3 separate regions of the Homo sapiens genome follow, and regions 1 and 3 are each linked to region 2. The links are chromatin loops, found by intact Hi-C in ENCODE. Cell type or tissue: CD4-positive, alpha-beta T cell. All regions are shown on one strand. Links, peaks and the distances in the headings refer to the core of each region. The heading gives the core; the rest is flanking DNA. Region 1 holds the start of STX18 (syntaxin 18). Region 2 holds the start of LOC105374358 (a long non-coding RNA gene). Region 3 holds the start of TMEM128 (transmembrane protein 128).

What was found. Hi-C counts contacts between places; a loop is a spot of excess contacts. Peaks named below come from ENCODE experiments on the same cell type or tissue, not always from the same donor. Only the 100,000 strongest peaks of a DNase experiment are listed, where the experiment ranks them.
Region 1: it touches region 2 in a loop (5-fold over the local background); 4 of 110 quality-filtered maps call a loop at or near these places.
Region 3: it touches region 2 in a loop (7-fold over the local background); 5 of 110 quality-filtered maps call a loop at or near these places.

What each region holds. Positions count from the first base shown.
Region 1 is chr4:4,536,035-4,545,900 of GRCh38, reverse strand. It overlaps STX18 (syntaxin 18), which reads left to right and starts at 3,853. Exons shown (of 11, transcript NM_016930.4): 1 at 3,853-4,104. The coding sequence starts at 3,937. LOC124900165 reads right to left here and starts at 3,770. Exons shown (of 6, transcript XM_047416490.1): 1 at 3,426-3,770; 2 at 994-1,163. It overlaps STX18-AS1 (STX18 antisense RNA 1 (head to head)), which reads right to left and starts at 3,770. Exons shown (of 6, transcript NR_037888.1): 1 at 3,426-3,770; 2 at 994-1,163. RefSeq lists enhancers at 3,685-3,979, 3,704-3,983. In CD4-positive, alpha-beta T cell, for the core only: no CTCF peak of the experiment used is centred there; DNase peaks (open chromatin) are centred at 3,820 and 4,540; H3K4me3 peaks cover 2,455 bases; H3K27ac peaks cover 1,134 bases.
Region 2 is chr4:3,951,042-3,960,907 of GRCh38, reverse strand. LOC105374358 (a long non-coding RNA gene) reads right to left here and starts at 4,511. Exons shown (of 3, transcript XR_925069.3): 1 at 3,323-4,511; 2 at 754-815. It also overlaps the pseudogene FAM86EP. RefSeq lists silencers at 2,472-2,766, 4,522-4,591, 4,842-4,921, 5,342-5,781. In CD4-positive, alpha-beta T cell, for the core only: no CTCF peak of the experiment used is centred there; DNase peaks (open chromatin) are centred at 5,017, 5,357 and 6,117; H3K4me3 peaks cover 2,201 bases; H3K27ac peaks cover 1,259 bases.
Region 3 is chr4:4,243,656-4,253,521 of GRCh38, reverse strand. TMEM128 (transmembrane protein 128) reads left to right here and starts at 5,299. Exons shown (of 5, transcript NM_001297551.2): 1 at 5,299-5,416; 2 at 7,179-7,320. The coding sequence starts at 5,320. RefSeq lists enhancers at 4,919-5,028, 5,331-5,957. In CD4-positive, alpha-beta T cell, for the core only: no CTCF peak of the experiment used is centred there; a DNase peak (open chromatin) is centred at 5,271; H3K4me3 peaks cover 1,762 bases; H3K27ac peaks cover 1,799 bases.

The sequences.
Region 1 (9,866 bases), core at 1,576-6,575, 590 kb before region 2:
CAATTCTCAATCTTAGTACATGTCTGTGATGGTTAATATTGAGTGTCAACTTGACTGAAGGATGCAAAGTATTGTTCCTGGGTGTGTCTGTGAGGGTGTTGCCAAAGGAGATTAACGTTTGAGTCAGTGAACTGGGAAAGGCAGACCCACTCTCAATCTAGGTGGGTACAATCTAATCAGCTGCCAGCATGGCCAGAAGAAAAGCAGGCAGAAGAACATGGAAAGACTAGACTGGCTTAGTCTTCTGGCCTACATCTTTCTCCCGTGCTGGATGCTTCCTGCCCTGGAACATCAGACTCCAAGTTCTTCAGCTTTGGGACTTGGACTGTCTCTCCTTGCTCCTCAGCTTGCAGATGGCCTATTGTGGGACCTCACCTTGTGATCATGTGAGTCAATACTCCTTAATAAGCTCCCCTTTATATATACACCTATCCTATTAGTTCTGTCCCTCTAGAGAACTCTGACTAATACAATGTCCTTGGTTGGCTATGCTCCATGTCATCTTTACTTAAGGACTCAGGCTGATGGAACATTGGAACATTAAGGGTTGTCATAGCAGAGGGAAAAGAGCATCGTGAATCATACATTAGCTCTTAAATTTGCTGCCCAGAAATTACACGTTGGTTTTCACTGGCAGCCTACATCTAGTCTCCTTGCATAGGTGTTGCTGCTGTAGTGAGCTATATTTAGGGGTGCCAATACAGTTGATCCTTGATGACTCCTCCACCCCTCACAGTTGGAAATTTGTGTATAACTTCTGACTCCCTAACATCTTAACTAATAATAGCCTACTGTTGACCAGAATCCTTATCAATAACATAAACAGTCCGTTAACACATATTTTGCATGTCATATGTATTAGATACTGTATTCTTTCAATAAAGTAAGCTAGAGAAAAGAAAATGGTATTAAGAAAATCATAGGAAGAGAAAATATATTTACTATCCATTAAATGGAAGTGGATCATCATAAAGTAAAGGTCTTCATACTCACCATCATCACATCGAGTAGGCTGAGGAGCAGGAGGGGTGGGTCTTGCTGTCTTAGGGATGGCAGAGGCAGAAGGAAGTCCGAGTATTAGTGGCCGCATGCAGTTCAAGCCTGTGCTGTTCAAAAGTCGACTGCGTATTTTTCAGAACAGTGTCTGGCCCACTCAATGTTTGCTGAATGCATAAAGAAAACAAAATTTGTATACTACATCCAACTGGGCAGTTGTGTGCTACCTCCAACAGGCCAGGCATGGTGGCACGCGCCTATAGTCCCAGATACTCAGGAGGCTGAGCCGGGAGGATTGTTTGAGCCCTGGAGTTGCAGTAGTATACTCTCACAACATTTCTGCACATCCTTTTAACCCACATCCCCTCTCAGCTTTATGGGGCTTAATATTAGTCAACTGTCAACTGAAGTCACTTTGCTCTTTTAAATTAAAGAGTAAACACAAAATGTAAAAAGCACAACCCCATATCCCATGGTCTGTGGAAAGTTCAGCAGCCTCCTCAAGATCTTTGTGACTTATTTAGGAATTTTATGTACTTGTGGTCACTTGTGGATTTACAGCCTGATGTTTTGAGCTCACTTGGGTCTTATATCCACCACAATCTTCTCTGCTCTTGCAAATCCAGACAGAAAACTTAGATCTTTGTCCCTACCCTTCTACCCAAAATATCCAACTGCACCAAACACACGGTTTACACAAGGCACCACTCACTGAAGGCTTGGTGTAGTTCAGCCTCCCTCCCACTCAAAGATCCTTCCCAGTTACCTACTTTGTACTTTCCCGGCCCCCTCCCTGGGTTCTGGCTTCTCTTTTCTTCCCCCCAATTCAATCCCCCTCACTTTATTATGCAGGGCAATCTCTCTTTCCTTCTACTCTACCCCAGGCTTAACTTTGCATGGCCAAAAACTGATTAATGTCTGGATTAAACAAAGGGCCATTTATGCAAGATAGAATCATTGGCAGAGATTTTGTAATTTCTTTCTCTTTTCCTCAGTAGGTGGAAGAAAGCTGTATGGAAATTTATTTTCCTTAAACTGCAAGAAGTGGCTACAGTTTGGGTTTAAATAATCTTTTCCTGGCCGGGCGCGGTGGCTCACGCCTGTAATCCCAGCATTTTGGGAGGCTGAGGCAGGCGGATCACGAGGTCAGGAGATCGAGACCATCCTGGCTAACACGGTGAAACCCCATCTCTACTAAAAATACAAAAGAATTAGCCAGGCGTGGCGGTGGGCGCCTGTAGTCCCAGCTACTCGGGAGACTGAGGCAGGAGAATGGCGTGAACCCGGGAGGCGGAGCTTGCTCCAGCCTGGGCGACAGAGCAAGACTCCGCCTCAAAGAAAAAAAAAATCTTTTCCTTCCTCCTTTCTGGTAAATATATACTTTCTTGACATCTATTTCTGATAAACTTTATTTTTTTAACACAGTGGTTCTCAAACTTTTGGTCTCAACTCTTTTGCACACTTAAAAATTATTAAGGGCTCTAAACAATTTTGGTTTATATTGACATTATCGACATTTACTATATGAGAAATCAAAACAAAAACTTGATGTTTTTGAAAGTCTTTTTTTGGAGTCTGGCTTAATAGAAAACAGCTGTTCTGCATTTACTCCGTTGCAATATCACAGTCTCCAGCAAACTCAACTGTATGCAACTCATAAGAAAATCAGAGCGAAAAGGCAAATAACATCTTAGTATTGTGAAAATTTTATCTTGATGACCATTAAAACTGCTGTTTTAATACATATTCTACTTGTGCTTCCTCTTTATGAAAAAAGAAATCTTGAAGAAATCAATGAGATTTTGAATTAAAACTGAACCATAGGCCAGGCACGGTTGCACGTGCCTATAGTCCCAGCTACTCAGGAGGCTGAGTCCGGGAGGATCGTTTGAGCCCTGGCGTTCCAGCTGTAGTGAGCTAGGATGGCGCCTCTGACTAGCCACTGCAATCCAGCCTGGGCAACATAGTAGACCCCCGTCTCAAAAAACAACACAAAACAGAACATGAACCTAAAATGCAGAAGAAACTCATTGATTGAGTTGTCAATTTTAATAGCTATGGCTCAAGACGGTACAATTAAAAACTATGCATGAAGGATGAAGAGAATCCAGCGGCATTAGGGCCACTCTTTCACCTTTGTCTCCATCTAAACTTCCTATTCATCCTTCAAATCTCTGCACAGGTGACGCCTTTTCTCTAAAGCCTCTTCCTTTACCACAAATAACAGTGATTATAATAATAACATTATTAACGATTACTACCATTTATTGGCCACTTACTAGGAGCCAAGCAACATCAAAACACAGCACGCGTCAGCTCACTTAATTTTCACAGTAAACCCCGAGGAGGATGCTGGCTTCACTTTAAAAAGAGGTGACTGAAGGTTGGAGAAGAAAGGCCTCTGGCCTCTAGCTCTGTGCCTTGCACACCTGATCTGTCTCAGCATTTATTGCATCCCGAGGGTCACCGTCCACGTGCCTCTATCCTGCTCAAGGTGAGTTCTTGCAGTCAAAGGTCAAGGGTGGCTCGTCTCCACTTCCCCCGCAACCAAACCGCCCGGTCTCAGTGAGGGAGCCGCCAGAAGGGAAGGAGCCTCCTAGCTTCCCGGTCCTCACGCTCCCGGAGCCCACACGCCCCAAACAGACACAGAAGAGCTCGCTGAGCTCTCCGCGCAGCTAAACCCTCCAAGCTTTGCTGGGAGAAACCGATGCCCGAGAGCGCGTCGCGAGGTTCCTCCTCCGCCAGGTGCGCCGGCTGAGGCCGGAACCTTTTTCCTCCCGCCGCGGTAGCAGGGCGCAGGCCGGAACCTTTCTTCTCGCGTCGCCGTTGCCGGGGGGAGGCGTGTGGGGCAGGACCAGTCCTTCAGCGGCCGGGTTCGCGCCGCGGTCGCCGGCTGCTTACGTGGGCGGGCCTAGTGTGGGGCTGAGGGTGCGGGTCGCTATGGCGGTGGACATCACGCTGCTATTCCGGGCCAGCGTCAAGACCGTGAAGACGCGGAACAAGGCGCTGGGAGTGGCGGTGGGCGGCGGGGTCGATGGCAGCCGGGACGAGCTGTTCCGCCGGAGCCCCCGGCCCAAGGGCGACTTCTCCAGCCGGGCCCGCGAAGTGGTGAGCTGGTTGCTATGGAAACGGCGGGTTGAGGAGGGGGCAGTCCTGCGACAGGGACCCCGGGCCCCAAACCAGACCCCGTCCCGTAAGCATTGTGTGAAGGGGGTGGCTCTAAGGGGGACAGAAGAGTTGGCCTCAGAGACCCTACAGCTTTTTGGGGGAAGGAACAGCCTTATTTTGAGGAAGGGGGACGCATATTGGGGAACAGATTTCTCCTGCGGCGACAGGGATTGGGGGACAAGAAAGGAGATCCTCAGAAATCTCTATCTGGAAAGTGCATGGGCGGCTTTGTGAGGTCATGAGTTCGCCGTCACTACAGACTTGCACTCAGGGGAAACCTCCTGACAGTCCTTCGCTTCCTGTTGCAGCACTGACCACACCATATTTGCCTGTTCTATTTACTTGTCTGCCTCCCACCCCTAGTTGAGATTAAAAACTGTATTCAGCCGAACTCTTTCTTCCCTTTGTCTCTGCAATAAGTAGGACTCAGTTCCTCTTGAGACGGGTTTAGGGTAATCTTTCGCAAACACAGTGTTACAGTCACCTCAACTACTTTCTGTTCCCTGATCAGAGCAGGTGTCCCTTCATCTCCCTGGGAACAGGAACCTTTTCCTTAAGGGCAGGGACAGTGTTGTTTTCATCTCAGAATGCATGACTCATAGCATTGCTTAGTAAATGTTTGTTGAATGAGTGAATGAACAAATGGCTGTCTTTCCCATTAAACAGAAAACTCCATAAGGGGAGAGCTGTTTGTCTTGTTCCCTTTTGTGTTCGTGACACCAAGGAGGTATCTAGGTTTTGTGGGGCCTACAGCTTATATAGTTCTGTCTGCCCTCTTCAAGAAATAAAAATCACCAAGAAAGATTCAGAGCTTTGGAAGATTGAAGAGAGGGACCCTAAAGCTTAAGCCTCATTAATTTCACAGTAAATCCTTCTCTGCTTGGCATACACTTGGCACTGTATAGACACTCAGATATTTTTGAATGAATGTAGTCATGCATGCATTAATGACAGTTAGCAGAGGATACTTAAACATTAGAAAGGGGATTGGACCAGATGAATACACTCGCCCTATTGATGACCGTCTATGAAGCACCTACCTTCTGACCAGCCTCGTGTTAGAGTAATATGATGTAAAAGCAGTGGTGGAGTAGACGGACATAGACATAAAACAAGTGCCATAAAGCCTTGCAGGTGTTGTGTAGGGCACAAAAAGAATGTGGTCAGTTCTACCTGAGGACCAGAAAAGGCTTTATAGAGGCGATGATGCCTAAAACAAATCTTGAAAGAGGATTAGTTGGTTCCAGTGCAGAAGGACATCTCAGGCTAAGAGAATAGTATGCGCTAAGCTGTGGAGGTAGGTAACAGTCTGACATAAGTTGGTTCAATAAACATTTGAGTGAGACTGGAATGTGGGACTCTCATAAAAATTGGACGCGGAGATCTTAAAGGGCTTTGTGTATCATTGCAGAGTTTGAATTTTGCCCTGTAGATGGTCAGATGTTATCTGGTAGAGAAAGCACCAGAGAAGGAGCCAAGAGACGAGGTTGTTGTCTGAACCCTGCAACTATTAGCTATATGATTTCATTAAGCAAGTTTTAAGACCTCAGTTTATTTACCTGTAAATGGTCCTTTTTTTCTCCTCCTCCTTTTAAAAAACTACCTTGGTCCTCTATATGTAACAAATTAAAGTGGGAGCTTCCTAGGTTGAAATAAGAGGAAGAGAAACAGGACACTCTCCCTCCCAGTTTGGCCCAAGCACTTCTTGAGATTCCTTTTGTAGAACTGTGGTATGAATATCACAGTATTGGCTTTTTAAGGGTCCCTTCTAACTCTGAAACCACTGATTTATTAACACTGTGCTAATTTTGAGTCCTGCTCAGGGAAAGGGGGGATTTGGGAATGGTAGAGACAGGAGGCACAGTTGGGTTGGCAAGCCCTTTGGAGAGCCCTGTGATCACTTCCACCTCTCCCTGAGTGGTGAAAATGTGTTTGAGTTTTGAGTTAATGGGCCTCAGGGACAGTAACAGTCCCATAGGGTGCTGAGTTCCCTGTCACTGGAAGTGATTAAACAGAGTGATGACTGCTTTTCAGAGATGTTTGAGAAAAGCTTTGTGCATATGTCACAGGGTTGGACCGCATGACAATGCAACTTGCAGTTCTGCTATGTATTGATGTGAGTAGGTGTCACATCACCTTAAGTGAGTTCATGGGCTGTGTTGTTCAGGGACACTGTCCCCCTGACGTAGAGGAAACATACATTCTTTTAAGCAATTTTGATTTTATGTTGTCATTGCTTTGTGTATTATCTCCTGTTCTTGCAACCGTTCCCCACTCCCCATCTTCTCTTGTGGGAAGTTTAACTAGAAGAGCTAGTGATGGATGTCCTGTGCTTTTACTACAATTAGATGTCAAAAGTTTGGCTGTTATTTTGTTTGGCCTGGATTCCTTATAGAGAAAAGTCTGGTAAATACCAGAAGCACATATTCTAATTCAGGTTTAGCCCTGGTTGTCAGACTTAATGAAATGTAATAAGTTATAGTATGCCTTTTGGTAAGTGCCTTCCTTGAAGCATTTGCTGTTACTTCTAGGATGCGTTTTATCTGGTTCAATTTCTATTCTTCCATTCCATTCCTCAAATATATGCCTGATGCCAGATTTCCATCTCACTGAATTGTTGTAGAGGTTATATTAAGTTGAATAAAATTGCATTGAAACTGCAATTTTATTGCAGTCCCTACCTTCCAACAACAGGCTGATTGCTTCTGCATCATTCTTTTAAACATTTAACTTTTATGCTCAATTTTACTAAATTTATATATACTCAAATGCATGTCTACCCATTAAATTACAAATGGAGAGTAACGACTTTTCAGATTATTTGGGGGAGGAACTTATATTATTCGAACAACTCCAAATAATAATGAATATGTCACTCTGCAATGGGAATTTGATTAGTTAACTCATTTGAAGTGTGGGACTAGTGAGGATGATGGGATTGGAAAGAGACCTGGGCCTTGGGTTCAAATCTCGCTTCTGCTACTTAGAAATGGGTGAACTTGGGCAAGTCTGACTCTCGTTTTCCATTTCTATAAAGTGGACGTGATAATACCCTACTTAACTCACAAGCTAAGTAGGGTAGCTTCTGAGTTACCCTACTCACATAGTCTATATGTATGTATTTTAAAAAAACAGACTGATTATTATTGTTCCCCCAAACTACCTCCCCCCTCCTCATGTAGGCCATTTAGACATATTTTCTTTAGTGGCACCAAGCTGTATTTTCCAAACCACTTAGTTTTCTTGCACTTTCATTCCTTAATTTAGTTAAGTGCGTGAGGAATGAGTGAAAATCCTGAGCAGGTACTGATGAATCAGCGGTGGTGCAGAAGTACTGTCTGCATTCGTAAAAGATGGTAACATTTCTTTGCCAAGGTGAAACTCTTTCAGTGATGGCAGATGTGTGGCAGGTATGCAGCTTTTACTTTCTTTTCTTCCTTGTGATCATGGAAGCCAGTGCTAATTTCTTAGTGGATCCCTATAGCTCAGAATCCTTTGCAACATTGTACCCCAGGAGCCGTTACCTGTTATTAGGCTTGACATTCAAGTTGAAATCTACTTGACATATAGTAACAGTAGAATCTGTATGCTTAAAGCAGACCCATGTTTGTTTGTTTGTGGTTTTTTTTTTTTTCACTCAAAAGGACCTTGTGTTCATTTTGTTAATAGATAAGAAAACTAACACCCAAATAAATGAAATTACTTGCCCAAAGTCGTAGCAGTTGAGGTCATAGCACAGAGCCATAAGTAGAAGCCAGGTCCTTTGACCTGGTTTAATGCTGCTCTCCCTCTGCCCACTACATTCTCCTGTAATTTTTAAACCAGAATTTGTTTGGTTTCTGAATGGCAGTGAGTTTCTTCTTCTTGAGTTAATTCTGAATACTGCATACTGAATGGAACCTGGGGCAGAAAGACTTGGATTTGAATGTGTCTTATCTGTTATATGAACTTGGGGAAGCCACTTAATTTCAGTTACCTTATGGCTAAAATAGAGTGAGTAATAGCAACCTTATAAAGTTGTTAGGTGAAATAAGAAAAGGTATGCAGGTGCCTACATGAGTCCGAGTTCTTTTGTTTGCAAGTAATAGTAACCTAATGTAAATTAACCTGAACAAAGTGGGAATACCTTAGCTCATATAACTGGAAAATTCAGGGATAGAGCTTCTTTCTCTAGCTCTTATCCATAAAGCCCAGGAAGGAAATCTAGTTGGTTCTGCTTGATCCTCTGCTCTCTCTTACAGTAGTCATTATAGCCAGAGGAATGTTTCTTTAATTGGTCAGGTCTATGTCCACCTCAATCTGTGGTTAATAGGTGGCTTGGATGCTATGTAGCCCCCACCAGAATCATGGAAAAGGCAGTGCCCTGTCTGGGAATAGGGAGTAAGGAATGTTGGGCAAGCAAAAGCAACAAAAACATCCCTCACAGTGCCTGGGACAGTGCCTGATGTGCCTTCACCTTGCCTGCCTGGCTGTCTTCAACTCTGTGGGGAATGAGAAACTAGAAAATGCAGGAGTTTATAATGACAGGTTCTGGGGTGAGGATAGGCCTAGAGATGCCTCATAGTGGCAGCTCTTCTATTCTCTTACTGACTTATAAAGGTTACAGGAGCCAGGGGGGGCTACCACACAGGTAAGCAAGAAACCCGTAAGCACCGAACTGCTGTGCAGAGGCAGCAGGGGCTACTGAAGAGCACCGCACAGGAAAGCAGGAACCCATGTTCTAGCCGCAGGTCTGCCAGTAAGTGGGCTGCTCATGTGATTTCTCTGGGCCTCAGTTTCCACATTAGTAAAACTGAAAGCTTCGATTAGATAACTGCAGAGATTTCTTGTAGAATAAGGACACTTTGATTCTAAATAAGGTAATAATGATCCTGAATTGCTGGGAACTCTATTTTCAGATTAGGCATGCAGATGAGATTTTGTTCTTGATAATACATTCTTTTGTGGAAGCTAAACTTCGTTTTTTATTTACTTATTTTTAGGAATTGATTATCTTGAATCTTTGGCTGAAATTCAGAGTTCTTGGAGTGGCCCAAAGCCAGATGATCTGGCCCTGCTCCCTCTCTGGCCTCACCTCCTCTCCCCCTCCTTTTGCTCACTCTACTCCAGCTATTCTGGCCTCTTTCATTTTCTCACATGCATCAGGCACATTTCCCGCTTAGAACCTTTGCATCCCTCTACCTGGAACACTTTTCTCCTAGATTCCATATGGCTTGATCTCTCAGTTCCTCAGGTCTCTGGTTAAATGTTGCCTCCGTGAGGCCTTCCTTGAATGCCCTGCGTAAAGTGGCCTCCTTTTTCTGTCCCTTCCCCTAGCAGATCATATATCCATTTATTTGTTGTTTGTCTACTCGAATATATGTTTTCTGAAAATGAAGAACTTTGTGTTGTTAGCACTGAATCTGTAGCTTCTAGAACAGTGTGGGGATGCAGGTGCTTAATAAATACTTCTTGAATTAATGAATAACTGTTAATCTACTGTCTCTCTCAGTTTTGGGGCTAGGTGATCTCTGTCCAAGGCTCATTGCAGTTCTAAAGCTCTGTGATACTCACATGATTCTTGAATATTACATGATGCACATTTATACTTAGTCCGGTATTAAGAGTAAACATTCAGTAAATAGTAGCTTTTATTACTAAGATTCCGTTCCTCCCTCAACACATTTACATTCTAGTGGAAAAGCAGACACAGGTAGCACAAC
Region 2 (9,866 bases), core at 2,753-7,752:
AAGTGATCCACCTGCCTAGGACTCCCAAAGTACTGGTATTACAGGTGTGAGGCAACGTGCCTGGCAGAGGGCTTTTATTCTTGATGGACTGCTCCATAGCCTCGGAGACAGTCGGACTTATTTCTTCAACCAGAGCAGAGCAGACAGGCAATTTCTGTATCCACCAGGCCAAATATTAGACCAACTCTTCAATGTACAGAGAGCATAACATTTCTTATATGCTAGAATATCTGTTGGTCCAAAATATAAATAAATAGTATTGTAGCCAGCCACAGTGGCTCACACCTATAATTCCAGAGCTTTGTGTGACTGAGACAGGAGGTTCGCTTGAGGTCAAGGGTTCGAGACCAGCCTGGACAACATAGAGAGACACCCCCACACCGCCACCTGCCATCTCTACAAAAATTAAAATAATTAGCTGGGCATAGTAGTGTGGGCCTGTAGTCCCAACTACTTGGGAAACTGATATGGGTGGATTGCTTGAGCCCAGGAATTTGAGGCTGCAGTGGGCTATGACTGCATCACTGTACTCCAGCTAGACCTTGTCTCAAAAAAAAAAAAAAGTGCTGCAATTGACATTATCATTTGAAAAGAGGGACAGACAAGAAAGGTATTTGGCATTTACCAAGCAATTACCCAGAATCCTCATCCCATCCTACCCCCACCCTTCCCCTAAAAATGTATGTGTATGTTTTTATACCATAAAAAATACATCTATTTGCCTCTGGAACCAGATTGCTTGGGTTCAATTACCTGATCTAGCATTTGCTCCTGATGATTCAGTGCAGAAAAGCTCTGTAATTCAGTTTCCCCAGCTGTAAAATGGGGAATGGCGCCTTTACTGGGCTGCCATGAGGGTAAAGGAGGGAACGTATATTTATGACGCATTCAGAACAATTCATGATACATAGTAAGCTCTATATATTTGAGCTTATTATTACTGTCAGTACGATTATCATCATCTTGCTGTTTCCAATGGGTACGATTTCTACATTCTCTTTCTTAAAGACCTTTAAATCCTTGGTATTCTCTCCACCACCACAGAGAGCAGTGTCCTTGTAGTTTAAATTTTCAAAGACTTCATGGATCCAATAAGCACGACATTAACTAAGGGACAGTTTTCTTTCAGTGGATTGGAATTTAAAATGGCTTTTTTATTGTTATTATTGGCCAGGCTGGTCTCGAACTCCTGACTTCAAGTGATCCCCCCACCTCACCCTCCCAAAATGTGCTGAGATTACTGGCATGAGCCACCATGCCCAGCCCTCATTCTCTTCTTTTATAAGGACACCAGTCATTGCATCTGCCCCCTCACCAGCAGCCCCCAATCCAGGATGACTCATCATTACTTGATTACATCTAGAAAGACCCTATTTCCAAATAAGGTCACATTCCTGGGTACTGAGGATTAAGATTTCCAATTTTTTCCCTGACTCGATTTTTTTTTTGAGTCAGGGCCTCACCCTGTCACCCAGGCTGGAGTACAGTTATGTGATTATAGCTTACTGCAGCCTCAAACTCCTGGGCTCAAGGGATCCCCTGACCTCAGCCTTCCAAGTGGCTGAGACTACAGGTGCACATCATCATGCCCACGTAATTTTTTTGTTTTTTTGTGTGTGTTTTTTTTTTGTACAGGTTAGGTCTCACTCTGTTGACCAGGCTGGTCTGACCTCAAGCGATCCTCTTGCCTTGGCCTCCCAAAGCACTGGGATTACAGGCGTTATCCCATGCCTGGCCCTCTTTCTACACCTCAATAATTGTATCATTAGCCTGAGCTGCGCATATTCCTTATTCTACCCATCCCTGACCAACCTCCTCCTTTAACATAACTTCCATCTCGATATGATGGGGCCTGCTGGGCACTGCAAACAGCCTAAGGAAAGTGGAAACTTTACTTAACCTTCAATTCTATTACAAAGTCTACATTGAACGTAATTCATATTTGAACTATAAAAATTTTTTGTAAGTTGACACATGACCTATAAAGGTCTCTACACCCTGAAGCAACGTTTTAGTAAGAAATCAATTGGTCCTTTTCTGCAGAAACCATTAACCATAGAAGAGATAAAGGAAAAACTTCAATGTACTGATTGAACTTCCATGCCCATAGCTTAACTTCTAAAAGGCAACCATTCCATACTGTTAAACTGACTTAGGTTGCTATTACTGTTATTAAAGAGACCTCAAAGCCAGAAGTTGAATCTTGACTGTAGCTCTTGCACGTACACGCACACTCTTGCAACTGAAACCACTCAGATTGTCCTAATGCTGCGCCCCATAACAACACCACCTGGAATTTTACGTTTGTTTTTAAGCATCAGTCGTAATCTTCACTTGCACCCGAACACACTGCACCTGTGAGAGCCACGTGACATTAAAAAAATCCCTTCAGTGAGGCCGGGCATGGTGGCTCACGCCTGTAATCCCAGCCCTTTGGGAGGCCAAGGCAGGTGGATCATGATGTCAAGAGATTGAGACCATCCTGGCCAACATGGTAACACCCTGTCTCTACTAAAAATACAAAAATTAGCTGGGCGTGGTGACGCGTGCCTGTAGTCCCAGCTACTCGAGAGGCTGAGGCAGAAGAATCGCTTGAGTCCGGGAGGCAGAGGTTGCCGTGAGCTGAGATCGTGCCGCTGCACTCCAGCCTGGCAACAGAGGGAGACTCTCTGAAACAAAAAAATCCCTTCAGTGCCTTGATCCTTCCAGATTCAGATCCAAGAGAGATGACATTTGTCCCTCACCAGAGACTGCACACCAAGATAAAGATTTCTTCTGGCCAGGCGCGGTGGATCACGCCTGTAATCCCAGCACTTTGGGAGGCAGAGGAGGGTGGATCACCTGAGATCAGGCATTTGAGACCAGCCTGGCCAACGTGTTCAAACCCTGTCTCTACTAAAAATACAAAAATGGCCCAGCATAGTGGCTCACGCCTGTAATCCCAGCTACTCAGGAGGCTGAGGCAGGAGAATCGCTTGAACCTGGGAGGTGTAGGTTGCAGTGAGCCGAGATCGCGCCATTGCACTCCAGCCTGGGCAACAAGAGAGCAAAGCTCCGTCTCCAAAAAAAAAAAAGAAAAAAAGATTTCTTCTGTGTGCATGGCTCAGCTCTGTGGTCCACTAGCGTCCTTCTTCAATCCGCTTCCAATCTACGGAATCAGGAAAGACTGAACAAACCTAGATTAATATTTTAGTATAACATAATACAGTGTTACTTACTATGGAATTGACCGTATATGCCCTTTTGCTCCTTGGAGGAAAGACAATTAATAGCTATTATGTGAGTTAATAAAATAAGCCCAGGATTTATGAGTATAACTAACCTGTTCCCATTGGTTTTCCTTGTCTCCTGCAGGCAGAGAGCTGATCAAAACAGCAAAAGCAAAGCAGTGCCCCTGGCCCAGTTCTGAAGCCAACCTTCCTTAATCACCCAGACCCATCCCTGGTTAGGACTTGCTGTGGATTCTCAGGTGACTCCATCTCAGGATACAGGGACTGAGAGGGTGTATGCAACATCTCAGACCCAGAAACCGTTGATTCTGCCTAAAAACACAGCAATAACCACATCCCACCCTCTTGATTTAAATGAAAGGGTTTGGGGGAATAAAAGATGAACCTCTTTTTTTCTTTGTCAGATCTTGCGTTCATTTGGTTCTGGTGTGGAACAACAGCTATAAGAGAACAAGTGTATTCAATTAGAATTAATTCCCCTCTCTTATTCTCATAGCTGAGCAGGGCTCAAGTGCCTCTCATCTGAAAGAGGTAATAAGATTTTATCTGTCTCCTCATCTACCTTTTGCAAGTATACTTAACAAATTCGCTCTCGGGACTCTTCCAAATGGAGTTTTATGAGGGATTTGCTAAGGTAAACGTTTTAGACTTTGAACACAGTTCAGATTTCAGGGGCAGTACTGAAATCTGAACTGTGTTGCTAACTGCCCTGCCTTTCAACTCAAGACACAATAACTTTGAACTAAAATAATTATATTTTTGTTGTTTTCCACTCTGTCCCCACGTCTCTATCACCACCACCCCCAAGCCCACCCCGCAGGAACTAAGTCCTCCTTCCTATCCCTGCAAGATCAAAACTCCTCCTGCAAGCCCCGCTAGCTCTGTCTGCTCGCCTTCGTGGCAGATATCGCTATTGTACTTTTATACTCATTTGTGTGATAAGTACTTCAATGTCTACTTCTTCCACGAGCCCCTGAGCCCCTGGAGGGCCTGGACCACACCTAGTTTTTCTCACTGTTACATCTCCCTTGCCAGACACATGGTAGGCGCTTAATAAGTATTTGGTGAACGAATGGCTTGTTTGGTGACAGTCCAAAGGCTGGGGGACAGAGGGAAATCTCCCTCCTATCGGGCCCCAGACGGGTGGCGCTGATGGAGAGGAGGCTAGGATAACGCCTCCAGGACCGAAGCGCGCACCCGTAAGGCCCCTGCCAAAAAGACCTTCCTGAAGGCGGAGGAACTGCGAGAGTGCCTACGTTGGCCCAAGGCCTGACCCGATGATCTCGGGGACCCTTGCCCTAACCGGCCCCGCCTCCCGGGCCCCAAACCCGGACTCGGCCCCGCCCGAAGCTCCGAATCCTGGGGCCCGCCCCTGGCCCCGTGTCAGCAGACCGTGGGCTCGCTCCTGGACCTGCCTCAAACCCTCCGCAGGTAAAGCCTCCCGAACTTGAGCCACACTCCAATCCCCTCCTCAAACCCCTCCCCGTTTCTCACACCCCGGACCCCTCGATCTGTCTCGGCCCCTCCCCAAGCCCAGCTCCCTCTCGGCCCCTGAGCCCAGCCCCGACCCTCCTCCCAGTCCCTTGGTCCCTCCCGACACCGGCCCCTCCCTAAGCTCCGCCTCCCAGGGCCCGCCTCCTGAGTGCAGCCCGCAGCCCAGACTCGGCCCTGCCTCCCGGACCCTGGGCCCCTCCCCACGTCGGCCCGTCCTAAGCTCCGCCTCCCAGAGTCCGAGCACCGCCTGGCCACGTGCTACGACATATCAACGCCCCACCCTGGCCCCGCCTCCTGAGCCCTTCTCAGGGTCTGACCTTAGCCCCGCCCTAAGACCTGTCTCCTGGGCTCTGCTCCGAGTCTCACCTCCTGAACCCAATCATCGTTTACCCCCACCCTAACGCCCGCCTCCAGGACTCTTATCCTGCCCCCACGCAAGGCCCCGCCTCCAGGACCCGCCAACCTGGACGCTTCCGAAGCCCCGCTTCCAGGATCACCCTGTCCCGACCCCGCCCCAGGACCCGCCAACCTGAACTCTCCCCAGGACCTGCCCCAACAACGCTTATCCTGGCCCTCCCCAGGCCTCGCCCTCATGACGCTCATCCTGGCCCCACCTTAGAAACGCCACCACCACTCTCCTCCTGACCCTGCCCCCGGGCCCCGCCCCCTCTCTGCCCCTGCGCACTACCCTGGGCCCGCCCCCTCTTCAGTCCAGGCCCGGCTTCCGCCCGGTCTCCCGGCAACGCTGCGGCCCCGCCCACGCCATGGCGCCCTAGGAGAACGCGGGGACAGAACTCTTGCTGCAGAGTTTCGAGCGCCGCTTCCTGGCGGCGCGCTCACTGCGCTCCTTCCCCTGGCAGGTGGGCGGCGGGGCGAGCGGAGAGGCCCGCGGGGCTCGCGGGAGTCCAGGGGCAGACGGGATGTGTCTCCGTGCTGAAGCCCCCGGCGCTCCCGCCACGTGAGTGCCTGGGCTCCCGCCGGTCAGGTCGGCGCGACCCGGTCCCCGTCCCTGGGGCCTGGCCAGAGTCGCTCGCACCCCTCCTGCCCCGCGGGCTGGCGGCGTAAGCTGGGGGCGTCTCCACCGTCTTGGGGGGCAGACGCGCGCTCGTTGTGGGGTACAGTTCACGATCATTTTCACGACTTTTTAAAGGCAGTAATCGTTCTGGTCACTGCGACACAGCTGCCCTCGCCCATTCTAAAAAGTCAGCGCCCTCAGGACCGCAGGTAACCACGTCCTCCTGAGTGCGGTGACCAGGTCACAGGCTGTCCCTCGTGCCTCAGTGTTCTCATCTGTATGTCGAGCACTGCACAGAATCGGCTCATGCGCTGAGGCTCTCACGCCTGTGATGGAAGAGACAGAGAAGGGGGTGGCCTCTTGTCTCCCTGGGGACCTCCCATTCTCAGCACAGGCGCATGGCAGGCAGCAGCCTCCCTTCTGCCAGCAGAGGAGCTTAATGCACCCGGACACATTTGTAATTCATGTGCGGTGAGCTCACTGGGATGAGTCAGTTTGGATATATATTCCTCCCTGGGTCTGCCCCATTTTATGGGGTGTTGCTTAATCGTTTGCGTTATTCCATTGACATGAAATATTTGCACTCAGAGATCATTTCTGGTCAGGAGAAATTTGTGCGTTTTTAACCCTAAATAGAAACCTTCCTAAAAGCATCATAGGTCTCCATTCAATATTGACTATAATTGTTCACATGCCCACGCTGAATGCTAACTTGGGCTCACCCTCAACACCCACGAGGTGGGTACTATTATTATCACTCACATTTGACCAGAGGGATTGTTTGATTAGGGTGCAGTAGTTGAGAGTTCAGACCCAGGAGACAGCCTGTCTGCTTCCAATCCTGGCCCAGCCCCTGGCCCTGTGTGACCTTGGGCAAGTGACTGCATCTCTCTGTGCTGTTGTTTTTTTCTTAATAAAATGGGGGATATAATGATAGCTACCTCTTAGGGTTGTTGTCAGGGTTGAGTACAAAAGCCTGTGGATCAGTGCCTGGCTCATGGTAAATGCATGTCGGTGTTAGCTAGTGTTTTTATTCAGTCTCGAAATGTTTAATAAATGCCTTCCGTGAGCCTGGCACCATGGATCAGCAGTACCCATGACAGATGAGGCTCTGCTTGCATGGGAGAGCCAGAGAATAAACAAAGAAATGAATAAACAAGAAAAGACCAGATGAGAGTGGCTCTAAAGCCAATAAAACAGGGAAATGGTGAATGGAGCAACTGGGGAGAAGAGTCACCAAAGTCGGGGAATCAGGGAAGCCTTCCCCAAAGAGGTGGCATTTAAACTGGGGCCTGACTGGTGAAGCAGCCAGCCATGGGAAGGGCTTGGGGAACAGGATATGCAAAGGCCCTGTGGTGGAAACAAGCCAGCTGTGGTTGAGGAACAACAGCAAGGCAGCCAGTGTGGCTGGAGTGGAGTGAGCAGGGTGGGCCAGGGGTGAGGGAGAACAGGCCAGAGAGAGGGATTAGGACCAGGTCTTGTAGGGCCTTTCACAGCATGGAAGGAGCTCTGAAGCAATGAAGTGCCTTGCCCTGTGTCACATACCAGCCGAGACAGTCTGCCTAAGTCGGGAGCCCAAGTTCGCTGCTGGGCTTGAGGCCCCTGTAAGAGGACAATGTAACCCAGGCTGGTATGGGCACATTCTGCATTTCCACTTAAACTCAGATGGCAAGCCCATCAAACCTTGGTGCCATGGCTGCCCTGGTAATTCCTGGCTGACCAGTGCAACCAGGGAGCTGGCCCATGACCTGGGTGGCAGCTAAGTAGCCAGGACTAATGCGGCCAAGAGTCACTCTTCTAGCCTTCTTCCTGTGACTCATCCAGGTGCACCCTGCGGCATCTGAATGTCAGGCTTTCAGCTGCTGTGGCTTCCACTTCCAACTGGCTCCACGTCCCCAGGGAGAGATCACACAGTGCTTTGCCAACACATTCTATTGCGTGTTTAATGTTCTTGTGAATGCACCCTTGAGATTTCTCTCTCTCCCCTCCACACAGAGCTTAGAAGCAAAGTTAAGAGACTCATCAGATTCTGAGCTGCGGCGGGATATTTTGCAGAAGGTAAGAATCCCAGAGTCCCTGGGACTCATGACTCTGCCTCCTGAATCTCTCCGGAAGACCTGAGAGAAGAACCGCAGGTGTGCTTGTACCCTTTAAAAACACCCCTGTTCAAAGAACAAAACCATTGAGTCAGCACTGCAGGTGGGTGTGGGCACCTCCGACGGCTCCAGCTCTTTCATTTTCTAAGACTTAGACAAAGACATCAGAATATACAAAAATCTGCATGAGAGGGGGGAATCTAGGGAAAGTTTTTTAAACCATCCACAGCAAAAACAGAGATGACAGGTGCAAGACAGCTTCTAGCATTTGGTAGATGCTCAGAGACTTTCTTTTTTGCATTCATGAGGCCTGTCCTGCCCACTCCTGTCTCTTCTAAACCTAAATGGGCCCTTGCTTTGCCCAGGGTGGGGTTTGGACTCAAGAGCATCTGCATGCAGGTGAGAGGCAGGATCACCACCCGGCCCAGCCGCAGCCTGACCTTGGCCTTGAGGGCCAAGTGCAGATCACCCTGCATCCTGGGTCTTCACCTTCGAAGGGCCATCAGCCCTTCTGAAAAGACAAAGCAATAGACTCCCTCCCAGAAAGAAGTGCACCAGAAGAATACATTTTCCATACAAACTCAGGGGAGGCAGACATCCTCCACCCTCACCCACCCAGCCCATCCTAGGAGCCCCGGGGAAGAATTCCTGTGCTAGAGGTGAACCAAGATTATCCACGTGGAAAAGATGCAGCCACAGCAGGGAAGACTTTCGGGGCAATACAGTAGGTCAGGGCTTCAAGCATGGAGATACCTGAAGTTATCTCGCACCCTGCTCTGAGTTTCACCCTGAGCCTCACTCTCGTAGGTGGTGAAGCATGAAATGTGGGGAGAGCTGCTTTAAAACCCAGCACAAGGCTGGGTGCACTGGCTCACACCTGTAATCCCAGGACTTTGGGAAGCTGAGGTGGACGGATCACCTAAGGTCAGGAGTTCGAGACCACTCTAGCCAACATGGCAAAAACCCATCTCTACTAAAAATACAAAAATTAGCTGGGTGTGGTTTTGCACGCCTATAGTCCCAGCTACTCGGGAGGCTGAGGCAGGAGAATCGCTTGAACCCGGGGGGTGGAGGCTGCCATAAGCCAAGATCGGGCCACTGCACTCCAGCCTGGGCAACACAACGAGACTGTGTCAGAAAAAATGAAAAACCAGCACCAGCCTGAAGGGCCTGTGTATTGCGTGGGGTACTTTTCTGCCCTTGGGCAGAATCTGCATCCCTCCCAGCCAGCAGGTGCTGCGGACCATCTCCTCCCTCTCCCTCCAGACTCCTGTTTTCCCACCGTCCCCACTCCTGCTGCACCAGTCCCTCTGCCCTCCTTTCCATGTGCTAGGCCGTGGATACCTCAGAGCTTACACCGGCTGTTCCCACTGCCTGGAACTTGCTCGTCCTGCACTTGGCTTCTCTTGGCTTTAGCTGGAGTGTCACCCTGAGCGTCCCTTCCCCTCCATCCTGTCCCCAGGGACAGATGCTCCAAGAGAGCAGTTGCTGAGTGGGCCTTCCCGCCTCTTCCATAGAGCCAGACAGTTGGCGACTGTCCTTACTGCAAACCCTGGTTCACACTGGCTCCCCTGGGAGGGAGGTGGTTTGGGCCCACATGCCCTGTGTTCCTGCTCAGAATGGGCATTAGAAATGCTGCCATAGCCTGTGCCACTGCAGTGGAAGCATTTTTAGGAAACGGCTTATATCTTAAGACAAACTTCAGATGCGTGGGGCCAGAACGCTGTGTCCATCTACATCTTTGCTGAGGGATCGGGTAGCCTGGAGTTTGCCCTCTGCTGTGTTGGCTTGAAGCTCATAGGAGACTTCAGATGGGCTCTCCCCAGCAACCAACGTTCTGTCCTTTGCCATAGACTGTGAAGCATCCTGTGTGTGTGAAGCACCCGCCGTCAGTCAAGTATGCCCGGTGCTTTCTCTCAGAACTCATGAAAAAGGTCAGTTATGGGCAGTGTCCGCAGAGTAGTGGGACAGCATAGCCACCTGCGTGCTGGAGCCCCCGTCCTTCCCAGTCTCTGGGCCTGCTTTGCAAAC
Region 3 (9,866 bases), core at 2,944-7,943, 290 kb before region 2:
TCAATGCTTTGCATCCTTCAATCCCATCAAGTTGACACTCGGTATTAACCATCACAGGCTGGTTAAAGTTGGTTTCTGTCGTGGGTAGAACCTCTCACAGTACAGCTAGTTTGAGTAATGAATGGGTGAGGAATAACTAGGCTCACTTGAAGATGATTCAAGTGATTTTTACCACATAGTATGTCCCCTAAGTGAAAGACACTAACATCGACTGAACACTTTCCATGAAACATGCTTTTCCATTTAGACCCTACAGGGCAAGCCCATTCCAACTCTCTTCATCACATGGTATGAGAAGTAAGAAACAAAACATAGGTATGAACGTATATTGAATATGATCAAACTTAAAAGGTAAACAAATTGGAAAAAAAGTAGACTTGCCACATATTTGAGGTTCAAAGACAGACAGCCTTGATCTATCAAAATATGCAAAAATGAAAATTCCAAAAGGAAAAAGACATATGCATAGTCGATTAACATAAAAAAATCTGTTAGCAAAGAAAAGCAAATTAAAATGGCAGTTCGCCCCGGCCAACAACTATCACTTGGGAAAAATTTATCAAAATGATAAAGCCCGCTGTTGGTGCAAACATTGAAGATGGCCTCTCCTGCCCTCTGCTGGTGGGAATTTAAACTACAGTAGTATGGTAAGTCCTTTCTGGACCTTCTTTGAAAATATCAATCAAAAGTCTTTAAAATGGCCAGGCGCCGTGGTTCACTCCTGTAATCCCAGCACTTTGGGAGGCCGAGGCGGGCGGATCACAAGGTCAGGAGATCGAGATCATCCTGGCTAACATAGTGAAACCCCGTCTCTACTAAAAATGTAAAAAATTAGCCTGGTGTGGTGGCGGGCGCCTGTAGTCCCAGCTACTCAGGAGGCTGAGGCAGGAGAATGGCGTGAACTCGGGAGGCGGAGCTTGCAGTGAGCAGAGATCGCGCCACTGCACTCCAGCCTGGGCAACAGAGCGAGACTCCGTCTCACAAAAAAAAAAAAAAAAAAAAAAAATCCCGTCTCTACTAAAAATACAAAAATTAGCCGAAATTAGCCGGGCATGGTGGCATGCGCCTGTAGTCCCAGCTACTCGGCAGGCTGAGGTAGGAGAATTGCTTGAACCCAGGAGACAGAGGTTGCAGTGAGCTGAGATCATGCCACTGCACTCCAGCCTGGTGACAGAGCAAGACTCCATCTAAAAAAAAAAAAAAAAAAGTCTTTAAAACGTTTGTATCTTTTGATCTAGGGATTCCAATGCTATAGCTTTTACCAGGGGAATAATCACAGCTGTGTAGAAATAGGCACACATTTTATTGTGTTTTTATACAATCAATGGAAGAACTTTTTAAAACTAGCTTTCTTCTTGGAATGAAGAACAGTATCCTAAATGATAGATATTAACATTCACTGAGCACTTTCCATATGCCAGGTACTTTTCTAAGAGCTTTACCTGTATTCTCATTCCTGGAGGCGCTCACAGAATACCTGGGGACCAATGGGGCAGCTACACAGCACAGTGAGAGAACAGGGTGGTACTGGTCTGGCCTCAGAGTTTCAAGTAACAGAAAACAACTGAAATTAAAATTAATTTAAAAAAGGGAAAATTTAACCATCTGTAAAGTCTCAGCAATGGATAATAACAGCTAAGATTTACTGAGAGTTTTCTATGGGCTGCTCTAAAGACTTCGCATGTATTAATACTTTTAATCTTTACCCAATCCTGTGAGGTGGGTATTATTCTTAACCCCATTTTGCAAGTGAGGAAACTAAGGCAAAGAGTGGATAAGATGCTTTCTCAAGGTTCAAAGAGTCAGTAATGACAGGACCGGCAATGACAGCCAGGCAGGCAGCTAGCTCCAGAGCTCAGTTCCTTAACAGGATTAACTAAGGCTTGGCTAGATCTGGGAGGCGGCGCAATGCTACCAAGACCTCTTAGCTTGCCTCTCAGTGCTTCCTTCCCACGTGGGCTCCCATTTCCAGAACAGCAGCCCCAAGCCCAAACTGACCTCAGAGCTCACCATATCAAAGCAACCGTGAACATCTTCCCAGCCTAAGACGTGGAGGATGAGAGGTCTGTTTTGGGTCTTGTGCCCTCCCCTAGGACGGGGTCAGTCTCTGGGATCTGAGCAGGACCACTATAGAAAGCAGCAGTGGTTTCTCAGAGGTAGGCAGACACATGTATATCCATATTGAAGACAAGTTAGCTGTGCTCAAGGACCAAAGTAAGCACAGCTAATGGAGTTCCTGCCGTGTGCTCGGTGTTTGCAAGGTACTGGGGGATACCAAGACATGGTTGTTTCTCCCAATCAACTGGGGGAAACACAGGGCAAAAGGAAAATAACAATAAAGCTTGGTAATTCTTGGAAGAGAGACATGAATAGAGTCACTGGAACCCAGGGACAAGGGAACACTGATCAAGGGGCGAACAGGTGCCGGATCTTGAAGGCCTGGCAAGCCAAATTACTAAGAATAGTAACTACTGCTGTTTGGAGGCAAACTATGTATGCCAGGCACTAAGCTAAACAATCTGTATACATGTATCTTCACTCCAATACCCGATGTTTCACAGATGAGCAAACTGATACTTAGAACAATAAAATAACTTGCCCAAAGACCCACAGTGATGGAGGCAGGATTTGACAGTCTATACACACCTTGGATTTAACTATGTTGCTAAGGGGGGGCCAGTAAAGGTCACAATGAAATTCATTTGTTCCCCACAAGTAATCCACATTGAAAATGAAAATTTCTTAATTGGTAGCAAATCTGGTATCACATATCTATCTATAATTAGGGTGCCACAGTACACACATTGAAGGGTTTCTTTTCTTTTCTTTCTTTTTTTTTTGAGACAGAGTTTCACTCTTGCTGCCCAGGCTGGAGTGCAATGGGTGGTCTTGGCTTACTGCAACCTCCACTTCCTGGGTTCAAGCCATTCTCCTGCCTCAGCCTCCCAGGCAGCTGGGATTATAGGCGCTTGCTACCATGCCCAGCTAATTTTTTTTTTTTTTTTTGTATTTTTAGTAGAGACGGGGTTTCACCATGTTGGCCAGGCTGGTCTCAAACTCTTGAGCTGAGGTGCCACCTGCCTCAGCCTCCCAAAGTGCTGGGATTACAGGCATGAGCCACTGCACCTGCCCAAAGGGCTTCTTTAATGGACCTCAGAAATGAAGATGTGGTCATTAAATACTGGAATTTTTCCAACCTCCTTTTAAGTATCATCAATATGCTGTGCAAGTAGTGCCATTTAAAATTGCAGAGAAAAAAACTCTGGAAGGATTTCAGATCCAAATTCAAAGGCCCCGAAACCACAAAAGGAGAAACCTGATCTGACCTGAACATACCATGTATGGGAACCTGGGATAGCGGCGATGCTCTTGGGAGTATTCAGTTACCACGGAGGCCCTGCACTGACCCTTTTTCGAGGAGACAATCAACAGAAGATTGTATTTGATGGGACAAATTCACTTCCTGTTAACAAGGCTTCTAACCCCGTACGAGAGAGAAGAGAGGGCAAAGACTTCAGTTGACTTTGAATAAATGAATCCAGTTCTTTAGGAGTCTTGAAAGAAAAAAAAAACAGAAAAAAAAAAACAGGATAAAGGAGGTATTGTTTAGAAAGGCCATATGATCCACCCAGCTGTTAAATCCTGTGCTCCGAAGGGGGAAGAAAGGCTGAAGAAATGATAAATCAGTAGGGATTTGGTATTTCTCTCTTTTTTTTAATTTTTTTTATTTTTATTTTTGAGAGGGAATCTCACTCTGTTGCCCAAGCTGGAGTGCAGTGGCAGGATCACTGCAGCCTCCTTCTCCCAGGTTCAAGTGATTGTCCTGCCTCAGCCTCCAGAGTAGCTGGGATTACAGGTGCCGGCCACCATTCCCGGCTAACTTTTGTATTTTTAGTAGAGACGGGGTTTCGCCATGTTGGCCAGGCTGGTCTCAAACGCCTGACCTTGTGATCCGCCCGCCTCGGCCTCGCAAAGTGTTGGGATTACAGGCGTGAGCCACCGCGCGCGGCTGGCACTCTTTTCTTGAGTATTTCTTATTACATTCCTTTTACAAACACCCCAACACATCGAAGATATTAAACAGTGCCTACTAATTCAAATTTTACTTCCTATGTAGCTGGCTCTCCACCCCTGTATTCAACTCACCTGAAACCACTCTCCCTGCTCTCCCACACTGCAGCAGAATAAACTGCCCTTTATATGTACAGTGTTTCTATTATGCCCCATGTACAGTGTTTTTATTATGGCACTGTATTGAAGCTGCTTCCTCTACTAGATTCTTCTGTCCTCACCATTTTATCACATGCAGCTGCTCAGAAAATGTTGGCTGCATTGATGAAATGCTTTCATACATTTACAAATAGAGTTTTCTTGTAATATACCTCTGTGGTTTTCTTTGGACAAGGAGCTCCTCACGTGCAAGGCCATGTCTTACTCATCTTTATCTCCACTGCTAGCATGGTGCCTAACAGCTCCTACCAAATAGTAGATGCTCAGTAAACGTTTGCGTGGCTAAGCCCACCATTTCTCAGCACATGACACGCTGGGAAACGGCTGGGAGAGTAATACGCGGGATTATTGACGAAGAAAAAGTTGTGAACTCGTAACACACAGTTTGTGGGCGTGAGCAGTGTGGAAAACCGCAGTTTGCTGGGAAAGCAATTTAGTTCCCTCGGTTCAGGCTGGGAGGATTTTTCACAAGTGGCGAGGAGGAGGCTCACATGAACCACATACAGGTACTTCTCACTGAAACGCACAACAAATCTAGAGCCAAGTGTAATAACGAAACGGGCCCCAAGAAGTTTATTTAATGCCCAGGGCCCCCAAGTGGTCACTGCCAGGCTCTAGCATCCTGTCCAGCAGGCCTTTCTCCTCCTTTCAAGTCTTGCTGGACGACTCCTGAAAAGCAAAAGTAGGAAAAAAACTGGGGGCTGAGAGTGGAAGGCTGGACAGAGGGTATGTCTCCTGCTCTGGCACCCGGAAGCCTGCGAGGGCTTCGGAAGCGCAGCGTCTCACGGTCGCGCATCCCGGCCCTGGACGCATCCAGCGGCAGCGGTAATCCTGGTCCTCCTGGGCTTCCGTAGGTCGGAATAAACTTGGGAACTCTTCCACCGGCAAAGCTCAGTGTTTTAAAATTCAAATCACACTTGCCGACATGAGAGCGGAACCTTTGAGGCCGACTCCACCCTAGCTGCTCGCTAACTAAACAGCGAAGAGAACACAGTCTCCAATCCAAACGCCAGGAGGTCCAGACCCGGAGCGGACGCCGGAAGCGCTGTGTCTGACGTCACTTCCGTCGCATTTCGGGGCGGTACCAAGATGGACTCCTCGCGGGCCCGGCAGCAGCTCCGGCGGCGATTCCTCCTCCTGCCGGACGCCGAGGCCCAGCTGGACCGCGAGGGTGACGCCGGGCCGGGTGAGGCGCGCACCAAGCCGCCCCGAGGTTCTCAGAGGCGAGGCGTCGGAAAACGGCCGGCCTCCGGCAGCCCTGGCCCAGTCTGGAAGGACTGAGTTTCGGCTTTGCAAGTCGAATATTTAATGTCAGGGAAGATCCTTAGAATCGCGGAGTGCTGTGCATCGTCATTTCAGCTGCGCTTCAGAATTCTCTGGAGAGCTGATTTGACACCTATTTGGAAATAGCGATTAAAATTAAAAATACCCACCAGTTTTAAGTCTTAAGGATTTACCAGAAACATGCGTGTACCGCAGTGTACAATGATGTGCGCAGTGTTTCACTTCAGGATTGCTTGTAATAGCGAATTACTGGAAATATCTGCCTTGCCCGTCAGCAGAAAGCTGTTTAAGTAAATTTGGGTATATGTATACCTGACACATCAGGTCGACTCGTATGTACCAATGGGGATGATTTTCAAAGGGAAGTGTGGAACACTATGGTATGCCGCCATTTGGGTACAAAACAGGTAACTTGTGATGTATGTTCACCTGTGAATGCATAGAATATGGAAGAATTCAGTAGAAATTGTAAGTGGTGGTTGCTTCTGGGGATTAGATCTGAGGTTAAGGATGGGAGACAGATACTTCATTTTGGATATTTTTTATCTCATATGTTTTAAAACCACGTCCATTTATTACCTTTTAAAATTAAAAACACGAATAACCTCATGCCCAGGCATGATGATGTATACATTTTGAGGATATCCCAGAATATTACGAACATGCTTCCCAGGGTTTCCGATGGTCATCTAAAGGCCCAAAACCTCAGATGTGGACCATTGATTCTCACGTGAACCTAGAGGGCATGTCAGAATCCCCGGAAAACTTAATAGAAATCATCCATCTGACCCAACCCCCATCCACCCATTCTTTCAGATTGCGTTCCAGACAGGAAAAATGTCTTGTCCATCACCTGTCTAGACAGTGCTGTGCTGGAACTAGAGCTCTGGTGTGCCGTTTCCACTTTTGAGCTGTGTTTAAAGTAACTAAAATATTTAGTTATAGGCTGGGCAGGGTAGCTCACGCCTGTAATCCCAGCACTTTGAGAGGCTGAGGCGGGCTGATCACGAGGTCAGGAGTTCGAGACCAACCTGGCCAAATAGAGCAGCCTGGCCAAGATGGTGAAACCCCGTCTCTACTAAAAATACAAAAATTAGCCCGGCGTGGTGGCAGGCGCCTGTAATCCCAGGTACTCGGGAGGCTGAGGCAGGAGAATTGCTTGAACCCGGGAGGCGGTGGTTGCAGTGAGCCGAGATCAAACCATTCCACTCCAACCCGGGCGACAGAGGAAGACTCCGACTCAAAAAAAAAAAATTTAGTTATAAAAGTGTTCTTGGAAGACCACAAGTCCAGTTCATGCGCTAATGTTTGCCTTTGGCATTTTTCCTAATTAACAAGACTAATTACTTTCCTAGAAGAAATGTGAAACATAATATTAAAATTCTTACATTTCCAGGTGACATTGTTATTTCCGAAAGACGATGAAAGTGTAAATTTGATTTCACAATGTATTTAGAGGAAATAAATTGACTGTATTGACCATATTTTATAGTGGGCTCTTATTTTTTGTAAATATAAACCTATCTCAAGGGTTTTACAGAAGGATTTGTTATCATGGGAGAGACTGTTTCTTAGCTCTAGGAAATGATTTTATTTGGCTTAAGTGTAATTTTTCCTCGCAAAATTGTGGTAACTTAATAAGTTGAAATCTCCCTTATTTGCAGAAACCTCCACAGCTGTTGAGAAAAAGGAGAAACCTCTTCCAAGACTTAATATCCATTCTGGATTCTGGATTTTGGCATCCATTGTTGTGACCTATTATGTTGACTTCTTTAAAACCCTTAAAGAAAACTTCCACACTAGCAGGTAAGAAAATTTTATTGCTTTGTAAATTAAACCCAAGTCTGATTTTTCGTGTTATATTTTGTTAGTTGAATTCTTCAAACAGTAAGCACCTACTACTCTCTGCCAGGCCCTGTGTTGGAGGTGTGGTGATACGAAGATGAATATGAGATGGGGGTCAAAGGGTACATATTTTTAGTTATAAGATGAATAAGGTCTGGAGATCTAATGTACATACAGTATAGTGACTATAGTTAATAAGGCTGTATTGTATACTTGAAATTTTCTAAGAGTAGGTCTTGTGTCCTCCCCCTGTTACCCCACCAGTGGTAACTATGTGAGGTGATGAGTGTGATAATTAACTTGATTGTGGTAATAATTTCACAATGTGTGTGTGTGTATATGTATACACGTATATATATATTCATATATATGTATATATGTATATATTCATGTGTGTGTGTATATATATATCAAGTCATCACACTGTATACCTTGAATATATAAAATTTTAATTTGTCAATTGTACTTCAATAAAGCTGGAAAAAATAAAACCAATGAGAGGGTGTGTGCTCTGGGCACATACAGTAGAGTGGAATAGAACTGGAAATTATTTGTGTGCAAATAAATGTGTTGTAGGATGAGGAAGGTAGTAAATTTAAGAAGAACCTAATCCATTTGGGGAAAAGAGGGAGAAAGACTGACTGAAGGTCTTCAAAGACCAAGTACAAGAGTACTGGGAGGAAGAGCCGAGAACTGTGGCCAGTGGGAATTGGGTCTCAGGGTTGGTTTCAGAGGGTGGTTACAGCTGACAAGGTAACTACAGGGTGTAACTGTGTTAGAGTGGAGGTGAAGGTCCACAGTGGGAGGAGTGACAGCTTTGTGGCCAGACCAGATGTCCAGTAGTTCCTCATTCACAGGGACTGAGATCCTTTCAGTATAGTCTCCAGAGTTGACATGGAGGAGAGGGTTGGAATCATATCCTAGGGTCCTTACTGCACATTGGAGAGTGATGTGGAGACCCTTGGATAAGAAATGGAAGGGAGAGGTATGTTGGTGAGCATCATGGCATTGGGAGGGCTGGTGTGCTTAGGGTCAAGAGTAATAATTTGGAAGTACCAGTGGGGGTAGGAAGATGCAGACAGGACTGTGGTCCCCTCGTATCATGGCAGGACACATGATTTCTCCTCAAGGGCCTTCAGGAGGAGCAGTGACTTCTGGCGGAGGAGACTGTCGAGCCACAAGGAAAAAGCCCACAGGGGAAAGTAGGCAGAGGGGAGTTTATTTAAACTGTCCTCTACTTTCTAGGGGAGAAACTTTCCCTAAACACTCCCATCTTCTGCCCCTCCATGTCACTCACTCCTTTGTGGGAGGTGGCGTGACTGATTGAGTGTGTGATGAAGAACTGGACAAAGGTAGCTCAGCACCTTCTTCTGCTGCAAGTCGGCTGCCCATAGGAAGCGCAGAGTCTGGTCTGCCTTCCCATGGTGTCATTCCACAGGGGCAGTCCCCACAGGAAAAGGTCTCTAGGTTTTCATTTTGACCTGGAACCCAGTGGGTAAGGCTGTTTCTGGGTGTCAGAGACCCAGTATTAGGAAGTGCTTTGTCATCACTCACCAAAGCCATATTCTTCCCACGGCTGCATCAGTATAACAGACATTTAATCTTCATCAGCTTGACTCAGTCATCTCTCTTAGAACTTGGGCTGGGAAAAGAGGGATGGATACTTTATTTTTATTTTTATTTTGAGACAGGGTCTCGCTGCACTCTGTCACCCAGGCTGGAGTGTAGTGGTGCGATCATGGCTTGCTGCCTTGACTTCCCAGGCTCAAGTGATCCTCCCACCTCAGCCTCCCAAGTAGCTAGGACTATAGGCGCACACCACCATGCCTGGCTAATTTGGTTTATTTTTTGTAGAGACGAGGTCTCTTCATGTTGCCCAGGCTGGTCTCAAACTTGTGGGCTCCAGTGATCCTCCCACCTTGACTTCCTAAAGTACTGCGATTACAGGTGTGAGCCACTGCACCTGGCTGGAGGGGATGGGTACTTTAACCACCACCAATAGCAGCTGCTCTTTCCTTCATCAGATACTTTATGGAGGCTGAGATGTGTTTGGCTGTCAGTGCCAAACACGTGGAAGGTGCATTTCTAGCTCTCCAACAGCTCATTCTAGGCTGCAGCAGACAAGTTACCAGGCCGCATGGTATGTGCTTTGTAAGTGTAGGCGCAGGGTATCATGGGAGCATCTAGGAGGGATATCTAGTCCAGGTCAGCCTCAGGACTGAGACCTTTTTGAGGTTTTAGGAGATGTGAGAGAACTTCTGTATTTGTGTCCTTATATTGGGTATTTTTAGTAGTTTAGAGAAATGGCAGAGTAAGAAATGATCACACATAAGATATTTGGGGGCAACTGCAGTGAAGTGGAGTGCCCAGGACCACATAACTGCTGTGTGGCAAAGCCGGGACGCAGACACTGGGACCAGGGCTGTGGGGGTTGGAAAGAAAGTAGAAGTCATAGATCTGTCCTCAACAAGGTGTCATCTTAGAGAGAAAAAGGCAGAAATGCATTC